Linked DNA regions of Homo sapiens: region 1 is linked to region 2. Evidence: chromatin contacts called from ENCODE Hi-C or POLR2A ChIA-PET data. All regions are on one chromosome and are shown on one strand. Each heading gives the region's core, a stretch centred on a gene start or an enhancer-like site at or near the end of the contact. The rest is flanking DNA. Distances are from core to core; before and after follow the strand shown. Region 1 overlaps LPIN1 (lipin 1). Region 2 overlaps MIR3681HG (MIR3681 host gene).

Region 1 (6,086 bases), core at 3,042-5,541, 300 kb after region 2:
ATGGTCGTGGCAGCATTATTCATAATAGCCAAAAGGAGGCAGCAACTCCAGTGTGACAGATGAATGGAAAAGCAAAATGCGGTCCATCCATATCATGGACTATTACTGAGCCTTAAAAAGAAAGGAAATTCTGATACATGCTACTGTGTAGATGAACCTTGAGGACAGTAGGCTAAATGAAATAGGCCAGTCACAAAAGGACAAATGCTGTATGACTCTACTTACATGAGCTACCTTAGACAGACAAACTCATAGAAACAGAAAGACTGATTACCAGGGGCTAGGGAGAAGCGGAAAATAGGGAGTCAGTGTGTGTTTAATGGGTACAGGGTTTCCATTTTGCCACTGAACCACACACTTAAAGATGGTTAAAATGGCAAATTTTATGTTATATGTATTTTATCACAATTAACTTTTTTTTTTTAAGAATTGGGGAGAGAGAAAATTGTATTAACCAGAACTCATTTCAGGAAGCCAGGATACTATTTGGTTAAACAATTTCTTTGAAAGAGAGCTTGGGGTGGAGGGGGCAATCCCTCCCCCAGGAGGCACGGGAGGGACCATGCCCTTTAAGGGACCGGGGTGGGCCCAGTCACCCCAGGCACCTGTTGCCTGGAGGGGTGCAGGCAGGTTAGAGGCAGCCAGGCTCTTCTTTCTCTGCCCTTCCTCCAAGCTCTCTTTGAAATAAATCTAGCACATATGTTTAAAGAATACAAGAATAAACCAGCTGGGCATAAATTCCCAAATTTTACTCTCAGTTATGTTTCGAGTAAAAGGCTGGAGGAAGAAGCTAATTTACCTGAAGAAGTCAGACAAACCCAGCCAATCAACCCACCTCCCCATACCTGCCCATTAATCTCATGACTGTCTTTGGTGTCAGTTTCCTGCTGTCTGCTAAAACACGTGATCAAGCAGTGAGGGGAATATCTGCTTTAAAGAAGAAAGTATCTTAATTACCTCAAGGGTGACAAACGATAAACAAAACCTGCAGAGGACCAAATGGAAGGCTTCAATTTCCAGTGGAACGGCTTTCAGATGCCTGCTATTCACTCACCCCATACCAAATTCCTTTCAAACCTACTGACTTTAATCTCAAAATTTGGCAAGAAATAGCAGCTTCACCTCACGGGATTTTATTTACCACTTGAAACAGGACTCTACAACCCCTAGTTCAAATGTTTTTGATGGAAAACTCAGCCAAATCTTACAAATATCCTTTGGCAAGACTGGGTTTCTCTAACTGTGGATTTTCAGAAAAGCTCTAAGGTTAAGAAACATGTAAGTTTTTTCAATGTGACATCGTCTAGCTTGACCTTCTGAAATAATACAAATTTTCTGAGGTTATTACATCCCACTGGAATACCATCTTTCCAGATACCTCTGGGTTAGAAACTGTTTTATGTTAGAACCAAACAGATAATACACCAAAGAACATAAAAATCTACAAGCGTATTCCACTTAGAATTCTACCTATGACATTAATAATAAATAGCATACTCAACTCGAACAGCATCGATTATTAAAAATAAATATAGGGGCCGGGCACTCACGCCTATAATGCCAGCACTTTGGTAGGCCAAGGAGGGCGGATCACCTGAGGTCAGGAATTCGAGACCAGCCTGGCCAACATGGTCAGGCTCTCTACAAAATACCCCATCTCTACAGAAATACAAAAATTAGCATGATGGTGAGTGCCTGTAATCCCAGCTACTCGAGAGGCTGAGGCAGGAGAATTGCTTGAACCCAGGAGGCAGAGGTTGCAATGGGCTGAGATCACGTCATTGTACTCCAGCCTGGGCGACAGAGTGAGACTCCATCTCAAAAAAATATAAAATAAATAAATAAATAAAGGGATTTGAATTATTTTAGTCCACGCCTCTTAATGGACAATTCAGGAATCTGCTGTTCCACTCATTTATTATGCAAGTAAATAACAATGATTTTAATTCCCTTTCTAGTTCCTTCAACTAGAACATTACCTAAGGCACGTTATCTGGGACATAACAGTGGGTCCATTTTCACATTGTGGGTTTGCTCCTTGGAAATGAAATGATGTCATGGTAAGCAACATCTAATTATATATAAGACTGGCCGAGCAAATGCAAATGCAAAACTGTCTCAATAAATGTACTCTTACAATCCCCGTTTTTGTTCATCTTTCTCACTTGTACTTTTCTTCCTACTCTCCTTTCTTTAAGAACTAAGTGGCCAGGCGTGGTGGCTTATGCCTGTGATCCCAGCACTTTGGGAGGCCAAGGCGGGCAGATCATGAGGTCAGGAGACCGAGATCATCCTGGCTAACACGGTGAAACCACGTCTCTACTAAAAATACAAAAAATAAGCCAGGCACAGTGGCACGCACCTGTAGTCCCAGCTACTCAGGAGGCTGAGGCAGGAGAGTCGCTTGAACCCAGGAGGCGCAGCTTGCAGTGAGCCGAGACGGCGCCACTGAACTCCAGCTTGGGCGACAGAGCGAGACTCTGTCTCAAAAAAAAAAAAAAAAGAACTAAGTGTCTTGCAGGAGTTGAACAATAATTACCCCTCAAATCTGGATTTCCACCTGCCTCCTCCATTTCCTCCCCCGGCTGTCCAGGTATATGACCCCTTCATAAACATGCCCACACAACTCTATCTTTCAGCCTCAACCTTCTCCTCAGCCCTCCAGCCCAGCCATCCAGGGCAGTAGCTTGATCAATATTACTGTCATTTGTCAAGTGGCTGAACAGACATCTGTCTACCAAGTGAGTCTTCTCTCCTTGAGGACAGGGACGAGGCTTGCTCATTTCTGACGCGGTACCTGCCCCATCGCAGGGCCCATCTCAAGCAAGAAACTTTTATTTTTGGTCCCATCACGACATTCCAGAGTGTAAAACAGCAAGATGCACCCACCACCCTCAAAGTAGCTTGGCAAGTCGGGGCACGAGGGGGAAAAGCACTAAAATTTAAAAATGAGAAGAAATGGCCGGGCGCGGTGGCTCATGCCTGTAATCCCAGCACTTTGGGAGGCTGAGGCGGGCGGATCACGAGGTCAGGAGATCGAGACCATCCTGGCTAACATGGTGAAACCCCGTCTCTGCTAAAAATACAAAAAAGATTAGCCGGGCATGGTGGCGGGCGCCTGTAGTCCCAGCTACTTGGGAGGCTGAGGCAGGAGAATGGCGTGAACCCGGGAGGCAGAGCTTGCAGTGAGCCGAGATCGTGCCACTGCACTCCAGCCTGGGTGACTCCGTCTCAAAAAAAAAAAAAAAAATTAGAAGAAATGAAGAAGACAGCAGGAATTGTTCTCTGCCAGAGCATAAATTTCACAAGACAATGCTCCCAAACAAAATTCACTGCAAACAGTTTAAATAAACAGCTGTGACACCTAAGGGTAAGACTGAAAAGCAGAAATGACACAAAATTGGGGGTCGGAAGGCCTGGCTGTGAGTGTTAACTTCTGGCATTTACCAGCTATGTGTGTGGGAGCAGGGTATTAACACAATGGCTCTGACTGAGCCCACCAGGCTGTCATCCTCAGTGGTCAACACAACGACTAGTTTGGAAAGGTCTTTGCTCCTGGACAACACATGCAAAATCTTATTATTGTCATGACCTCCCATAGGAGGTGGCTACAGAAGCAAGGCTCAGGGTTGGCCCTGGATGTGACACCTTCAAAACTGCTCTCACCCGCAGCATCACCACTCCCTGACAGAGCCTCTCAGAAGGTAAAGTCAAAAGCCATTGTTCAAAACCTTCCCTACAACCCTTAAGGACTTAGAAAGGCCGAAACACCCTCCTGGGTTCAGTCTGTGATTGAAGACTTCTCTGGCACTTGCTCAGCTCCGAGTGATTCATCATTTCCTGGAGAGAAGCTACCCAAAACCCACTCACTGCCCAGAGAGCAAACACGATCTGTCACATCTGCCCTCACGGCAGGTGCTTAAAGGGCACCTGTGGGCTTAAGGCACATCCAAGGAGCCTGGTGATTCAAAAGCCAACCTAATATCACTCTGGGATGGGGTGCCCCTTATCTGTGTTCCTGTTATCAGCAGGAAATTACAGCTCTCAGATACAGACCTGGCTGCTGCTCGTGGGGCCAACGGATCATGTCAGGACAACTAAATGACCACCCCTGGCACCCTTCCTCTAGGGAAGGCACTGTCGGCTCCCCAGCTGGGCTTGACAGGGACGATTTTGGGGCTTCCTGCTCACTGCCCTAGCCGCCCTCCTCTGAGCACACTACAGTCAGTGTCTCAGCACCTGGGGACTCTATCTGTGGTCCGCCCAGCACTGGATAAAGTCACAAACATCACGCTGTTACTGGTGTTCGCCGAGATCACATCCACCTTGGAGGTTTACAAGACAAATGAGGATTTTCATCCAAAGCATTTAAAAACACAAAAAGCTTCTAGGAAGTGCCCAAAATGGTATCATGACTAATAAGACTTGCATGAAAATGAAATTGATTTATAAATAGTGTTAGCTTCCTCCTGTAATTTACACTTACGGCAAAGAGGAAGTCTTTTCAGAGCATTGTGGACTGATACTTAACGGCGGTTGATAAGGGTGATGAATTACCTGTGACAAAAGAGGAAGTCTGGCTCAGACTCAGGGTGATACAGGGAAAGGAACACAGACAGAAAGTCAGGCCACCTGGGCAGCAGCCCACGCCCTGCTGTAACTGGCACACACTTATAGGCAGCTGCTGCCCTCTGCCAGGTCTGGATTGACTGAGTCCACCAGCGTCCCTGTGGTTAAACTGTCCTGGCCAGAGTGCCTTGAGGAGCTTCTTAAACAGAAGAGCACAGCTCTGCATCCATCACTACCTGCTGGGAAATTGGGGACTTTCTTGGCATGCCAGGGTTCGTGAGACATTCCCGTCCAAAATACAAAAACTCACTAGAAAAGCTGGAGATGCTTTAAAAGGCCTGCAGGTCAGAGGCCCTGCAAGTCAGAGGCCTTTTAAAGGTCTTTCAATACTTCCTGACAAAAGTGATGAAAGAGCAAAAACAGCCAGCCCTGGGGTCCCGCCACCAAAGCCCTGCCTGTGTTAGGCAGGTGGGAAATTTTGCAGCTCTTGCAGTGAGCTTCCAGGGTGGCAAAGTGGCAGGCGTCTCCTCCTCCAGCACACCCCCACCCTGCTCATCCCCCTCCTTGCCCAGGGACAGGAGGGCGTTCCCATAATTAAGCTCATCTGTAGAACTCCAGCACACAGCAGACGCTCCAAAGCATTCACGACCGCAATTTCATACAGTTCCAGAAAGGACAGCACTGCGGACACTGTCAGGATGAGGTGACAGAGGTCACATGGTTTCTTGCCTCACGATTAAATTAGAAAATTCCACATTTATTCCAAAATTGGCAGAATCCATCTCCAGGCTTCACAAATTGCCAAGAAACGCTGCTTTCTTGGAACTGCCAAAATTCAAAACCCCTGCCACAGCTTTCCTAACCCCACAATTTTTGCCAACACCAGCCACCTCTAGAAGATTAAGGTCAGTTTAAAATGGCCTTGGAGGCCGGGCGCGGTGGCTCACGCCTGTAATCCCAGCACTTTGGGAGGCCGAGGCGGGCGGATCACGAGGTCAGGAGATCGAGACCATCCCGGCTAAAACGGTGAAACCCCGTCTCTACTAAAAATACAAAAAATTAGCCGGGCGTAGTGGCGGGCGCCTGTAGTCCCAGCTACTTGGGAGGCTGAGGCAGGAGAATGGCGTGAACCCGGGAGGCGGAGCTTGCAGTGAGCCGAGATCCCGCCACTGCACTCCAGCCTGGGCGACAGAGCGAGACTCCGTCTCAAAAAAAAAAAAAAAATGGCCTTGGAACAGCTCAAAAGAAAAAATGGACAAAACATATAGACAGTTCACATTTGGCCAATAATATATGAGAGAGATATTCAACCCCATTCATAATTAAAGATACAGGAATCGAAAGAGGCCTTTCAGATGGTCCAAAATCAAAGCATTTCATTAAAACCCCAGGGCCCATGAAAAGTAGGAGAATCAGACATCGTCACTCACTACTAACAGGGTCATAAATGGGGTAAGCAATGTGGCAATGCCCATCTTTTGGGGCACCTATTGGCAAACCCTAGCAACTATACCGCT
Region 2 (5,651 bases), core at 186-2,685:
TTGGTGGAAGAAAGGAAGAGTATTTTTTTAAAGAAGGATCTTCCTGACTGCTTATGCATTTACCCAAAATATGAGCATCATGTTAGAGTCTGGAATTAATCAGACCTACTGTCCCTTCCCCACCTTGATGAGTGTCCCTGTAACCCTTTGCAAGCAAGAGGAAGGGATAAAGAAAGTCAAATGGTCCAATGAAGAGTAAGAAACACAGAGAATCCCCCAAAGCAGTGGATGTGTGCTCTACTCTGTTAAGAAGGCAAGGAATGTTAGCCATACAAAACAGGTCTACAGAAATGATGAAAAGCCTTCATACAGAGTATGTGGAGAGCTGAATGTGGACATTCACGTATGCGGTATTATTCTTCTTCTTTTTTTTAATTATAGTGGCTAAATCAACCAGGACCATATTTGACTTTATTTTGTGCATTCATGTCTAGAAATTTTTAAATCTTACTAAGTAAAGGTATTGTTCCATGTATAAAGAAACTATCTGTGAGATTTAGTTCAACTCTCTTGAATTTTGGAAGCTAAGTATGATGGTGAGGATGATGACAGAGCTTTGAATTGCATGCACCTTCTGTGTAGCAAGTACTGAGCCGGCCTTTGACACGTATCATTTCATATAAATCTCAGAACTGCCTTGAAATTAAGCATTATTAGCCTCCTTCTTCAGAGGAAACTGCAGCTCAGGGAATGTGTGCTGTATCTAACGTCACATAGCTAATAAGGGTCTTAGTATAGCTCGAAACTGAATTGCGTCTCTAAAGCTCATGTCTTTTCAATCCCTAAGCATCCATCTGACATGGATGAAGATTATGATCAGTCACTCAATCAACAAAGTGCTTTTAGAACATGTGATGAGCACAGGGAAAGAGCAATATATTGAGGCATTCCCAAGAAAGTGTACAAAGGTCCTGGATGAGTATCCTAGGATCCTGGACTCAAGCTCCCAGCAGAGTCAACCCTCCACCAACAAGCCCTGTGGCCTTGGACAAATCTCCTACCCTGGCTGGGTCTCACTTTCCTTGTGTGTTTCATCTGTGATGACAATAGCCTCCTCACAATCACACAGAGTTGGTGTGAACATTGGATGAACCAGTGTGTAAGAAAGCGTTTTGTAAAGTGTCAAATGCTGTAGAAATCTGAAGTGCGAACTTGTTTTTTCCGACAAGTTTTAAGGTAAACAGGGACTGGAAAAATTACCAGAGGTTTTCTCGAGCAGGAAGTGGAGTGAGAAGAGGCAGAAGGAGCCCCGGGTTGTCAAGGGCCCCCCTCTCTTCAGCGAGGCGACCATGCACACAAAGGAAGCTGAGTCACCCCTGCTCGGCAGGACCCCAAGGCCATCAATTGAGTCTGCCTGTGAGAAAGCGGAAACCCAAATCCTGCTGTCCCCACGGCCCCTCCTGCTGCCGGCCCCCTGTGGTTGGCCAAGTCACCCTCAGGGCCCTGTGGTTCCCTTCTGTGGCTCAGCTGACAGAAACAGCTGGCGTGGTCCATGCTTCACCAGCCTGCATGCCTCTCAGGGTGGGTGGTAAGAAGTCAGAGGGGCCACTGCAAACCCAGAGACTCCAAAGTGACTCCTCTGTGGCTCTCCCCCTTGAATGAATTCTGCCTGCAAGGACATGCACCTGTCAAGCCACTGCTTTGGTTTATTTCGAGGTCACATGCAGTAGGAGACCTTCATGGCACCATTTATGATGAGGGTCTCATAGGAGGTAGAAGGGACTAACTCGAGGGGGTTCTGGAAGGTCCATCTTCCAATTACCTTGAAGCATGATAAATCCCCCACAGCTTTGAAAGCCAGAGGCCCTCTGTGGAGAACAGGAACATCTCAGAGCCCCCACACACTCAGCAGACAGTTCAGACCCAGAGACATAGGCAGTGTCGGCAGAGACCGGTGTTCCTTCAGCCAGCTGTCTCAGTCTGGTCACCCCTGTCTTTTGGCCTGAGAAGCCAGAAGACAAAAGTTAAAGGGAGGTGGGTAGCCATTTAAAAGGATAATTTATTCAGGTATCAAGAGGAATATGAATCAAAACCTTCCTAGAGCTGTCCCCCAGGCCAGGGCAGATGGAACACGAAGCCTGTGGAGTCACCTACACCAGGGGCCAAGCTCCTGCCTCACCACTTCTTAGCCAGTGCCCTGGTACAAGGCAATATAAACTCACTGGACTGCCATTCTTTCTCCTATTCCAAGGAGATGGTATCTACCCCACCCTAGTTCAGCCCCCACATGGGGCTGTTGTGAGGATCAAAAATGATGTATCTAATGGAAATGTATCTATTAGGTTCTCAACCTAAGGAAACCATATTATTATATGTACTGCTATAGGGAGGCCACAGCATCAGTGTGAAGTCAGGCTTGATCTGAACTGATCCAGCATTATCAAGAGGTGATCTGGTATGAATGCTTGAAGTCAGAGAGCAGCTGCCTCAGACTTTCAGGTACAGAATGGACCATGGAAGGCAGGAACAGACTCTAACCCTCTGAGTGGGTATCAGAGTCCTATTTAACAAACTGGAGCTGCAGGCAGGGCTCCAGAATTAATTGTAAAGCAATGCTCCGGCAGGATTTGAGGCAGAACCTCTGCATCACATCCTCAGAAGGTGGGGCTCAGCCTCTAGTTAAAGTCTCTCTTCCCAGACCCTTCCCTGCTCAGGTGAGGACCTCAAGAAGCCCCCACCTCATGTCCATTGCAGTCCCCTGCAATTCTAACCTTCTTGCTAATCCCATAATCCATCCCTAGCCTGCTGTTATGGGTTGAATGATATCCCCCCAAAATAAGATACGTTCAAGTCCAAACCCCCCAGTACCTTAGAAATTGACGTTATTCGGAAACAGGGTCTTTGCAGATTTAACCAAGATAAAGTCAATTAGGGTGGGCCCTAATCCAAGTGACTGGTGTCCTTACATGAAAAAGGGAAATATGGACACAGACACAGACATGCAGAGGGAAAGTGATGGGGAGAGACACAGGAAGAAGACGGCCCCGTGAAGACAGAAGGCTATGTGTGATGCATTGGAAGACAGAAGGCCATGTGTGATGCATTGGCATGCCAAGGAGCACCAAAGATTGCAGCAAACCACCAAAAACTAAAAGGAGGCAAGGGAGGAGTCTCCCCAGAGTCTCAGCGGGAGCATGGCACTGCTGGCACCTTGATTTTGGATGTCCAGCCTCCAGAAATGAGAGATGGACTTAGATTGTTCTCAGCCGACCAGTTTGTGCCTAGGAAACTAGTACACCTAGGAGTGTGGATTACTTTGGTTCAGCAAATACTCCTTGAGTTCAGTGTAGTGGGTAACACAGAGAGATAGACAATTACAATCCTTCATGAGAACTGTGATGGTGAATACACATTCAGAAGGGAACACAACTAACCACAGGGGGCAAGGGCTGGAGGAAGCCCTCTTAGAGGAGATAATGGCTGAGCGAAATCATTCTCATATGGGAAAATGCAAGTAATTTGAGTTCTATAAATTTATAATCATTATATTCAAGGCCAAAAGAATCCTTTCAACAATTACAAAGAAAGGATGTGTGGCTCAGCCAATGAAAAGTGTGAATAGAATTCAAGAAAAAGAAGCTAAAACCATAAAACAAATTAAGAAAAAAATTCAAAAACTCTGGTCCCTGTTGAATTCAGATGACTTATCTGCTTGTTAAAGCAAGAACAGTCACTGCAGCTGTGGGTTCAAAATTATCAGGGCTATCCCTTTAAAATAGCCTATAATTCCTTCCTTTTTCCTGACTCCAACTGGCATTTCACCAATGCTGGGGTTTGGCTTGGTTGTTTGTGTTTAGGCTTTTGAGAAGCTTTTTCTCACCCTCTGCATTATCAACTCTCACTTAGACGACCCTCCCTTGTAATCCCCAAGCCCCATTCTTTTCCTTTACATTAGGCCCACCCAAGTGCACTGTGTCAGTTACATGTCAAGCACACGCCATGGGAGCTCTTGCTGCAGGGATTGCTCTTTCCCATCACTGTATCCCTGAAGCCCAGCCCAGGACCTGGCATGGAGTAGTGTTCAATGCATGCCTGTAGAGGGGATTTTCAAAGGGCAACCATCCCAGAATGGCCCGGGTCACTGTTTCTCACTGGAATCCATAACTCCTTGGGATTTTGAGGCCGTGAATTCAGATTTGAGAAGCACACATCTAGCTAGTAATGGGTAAGTGTCTGTGGCAGGATTGCATGATTTTACATATTTGTTTAGTTTAATTCAATTAGCAATGTTTGAGCGTCTACTTTGCACCTGGAGTTGTGCTGGAAAAAAAAAATATGGATGGAAAGAAATTTTTGTCGGCCTCAGTTATTGGTGTCTATACCTTATTAGTTCACAGAAGAGCTAGTGTTTTTTTTAAAGTCTTACTGGTAAGCTAATTCCATCTCCTTTCATGTTAAACAAAGAGAAAGTGAAGCCAAGAGAGGTGAACTAGAGGGAGTAGAGCGCTGTGCTTATGAGCTCCAGGTTGGGAACCAGACCAACATCCAGCTCTTAGTAGACAGATCTTGGAAATTTTCTTACTCTCCCTGAGCCTCATTTACTTTATCTGCAGAAGGGAAATAACCACCAACTCAGAGCATTTATGACAATTGAATGAGACAATGCATGAAAGCCCTGAGTTCAGAACCTGGCACATAGTAAGAGTTCAACAAAGCTTAGCTCTGAATATTATGATCCAAGCCACACAGCTATTTAGTGGCAGAACTGGGAAAATGAGCCAAGTTTTTTGACTCAACATATATCATTTGACTTTATAATGATATATGTTTATAAAGCTTTGCTTTATAAAATAACAACAATAACTTTATTATATTTTAAGGATGTGCTGTGATACATATAGGTACAAATATAAATAATATTACTTAACTATGAAAATTCCTTGATAATGTTTGGCTGTGTCCCCACCCAAATCTCAAATTGTAGCTCTCATAATTCCCGTGTGTCATGGGAGGGACCAAGTGGGAGGTAATTGAATCATGAGGGTGGGTCTTTCCCATGCTGTTCTCGTGATAGTGAACAAGTCTCATGAGATCTGATGGTTTTATAACGGGGAGTTACCCTGCACATGTTCTTTCTCTTGCCTGCCACCATGTAAGACATGACTTTGCTCCTCCTTTGCCTTCTGCTATGATTGTGAGGCTTCCCCAGCCATGTGGAACTGTGAGTCAATTAAACCTCTTTTCTTTATCAATTACCCGGTCTTGGGTATGTCTTTATTAGCCGCATGAGAACAGACTAACACAATCCCATAAAGGAGATATTATACTTCCTTTTCAGATAAGAAAACTGAGGCTCAGAAACTTAAAAATTGGCTAAGAGCACATAACTAGTGAGGGATGGAATCAGGACTCACACCTCGGTTCTTGGTCTCCCCATCTCTCCATAGACAACCTGCAAGACATCCCTGCTCTTGTCTGTGACCTTATGTCAACCTGCATATGACTTTAGTGTAGAGTGTTTAATGTACAGCCCCAAACGTTTTATGTTCTGGACTTTTTAATATTATCAGCCTAAATTCACAAGTTTGTTCCAACAAAAGGTTTTATCTGGTTGTAAGTCTCTTTCTCAATGATTATTTATTCTTCCATCTTAATGAGCAGATGGACATTTGAAATATACTATAACTGCACAGTTCCCCAAGAGGTTCTTG

Evidence for each region. A loop is a pair of places that touch in the nucleus more often than their neighbours do. ChIA-PET counts read pairs that join two places held with the same protein, here RNA polymerase II (POLR2A). Pooled maps may share reads with other maps.
Region 1: a loop to region 2 is called in a pooled map, with 3 times the contacts of the local background. The contact joins two enhancer-like sites. A Hi-C loop is called at or near these places in 2 of 168 maps with a recorded cell type or tissue (OCI-LY7 and Ramos), 19 of 37 single-sample maps with no recorded cell type and 6 of 50 pooled maps. POLR2A ChIA-PET finds 5 or more read pairs at or near these places in 1 of 52 experiments (activated B cell).

The regions. Positions count from the first base shown.
Region 1 is chr2:11,752,141-11,758,226 of GRCh38, reverse strand. The region is part of intron 1 of LPIN1 (lipin 1); the gene reads right to left. Among named protein-coding and RNA genes, the nearest start is that of LPIN1, 8.6 kb to the right of the region's middle. RefSeq lists an enhancer at 4,223-4,432. Within about 2 kb of position 4,291, at least 27 of the 41 ENCODE cell types and tissues checked have a DNase peak (open chromatin) inside an H3K27ac peak, as active enhancers do.
Region 2 is chr2:12,053,380-12,059,030 of GRCh38, reverse strand. All of the region lies in intron 2 of MIR3681HG (MIR3681 host gene), which reads right to left. Among named protein-coding and RNA genes, the nearest start is that of MIR3681HG, 49 kb to the right of the region's middle. Within about 2 kb of position 1,435, at least 3 of the 41 ENCODE cell types and tissues checked have a DNase peak (open chromatin) inside an H3K27ac peak, as active enhancers do.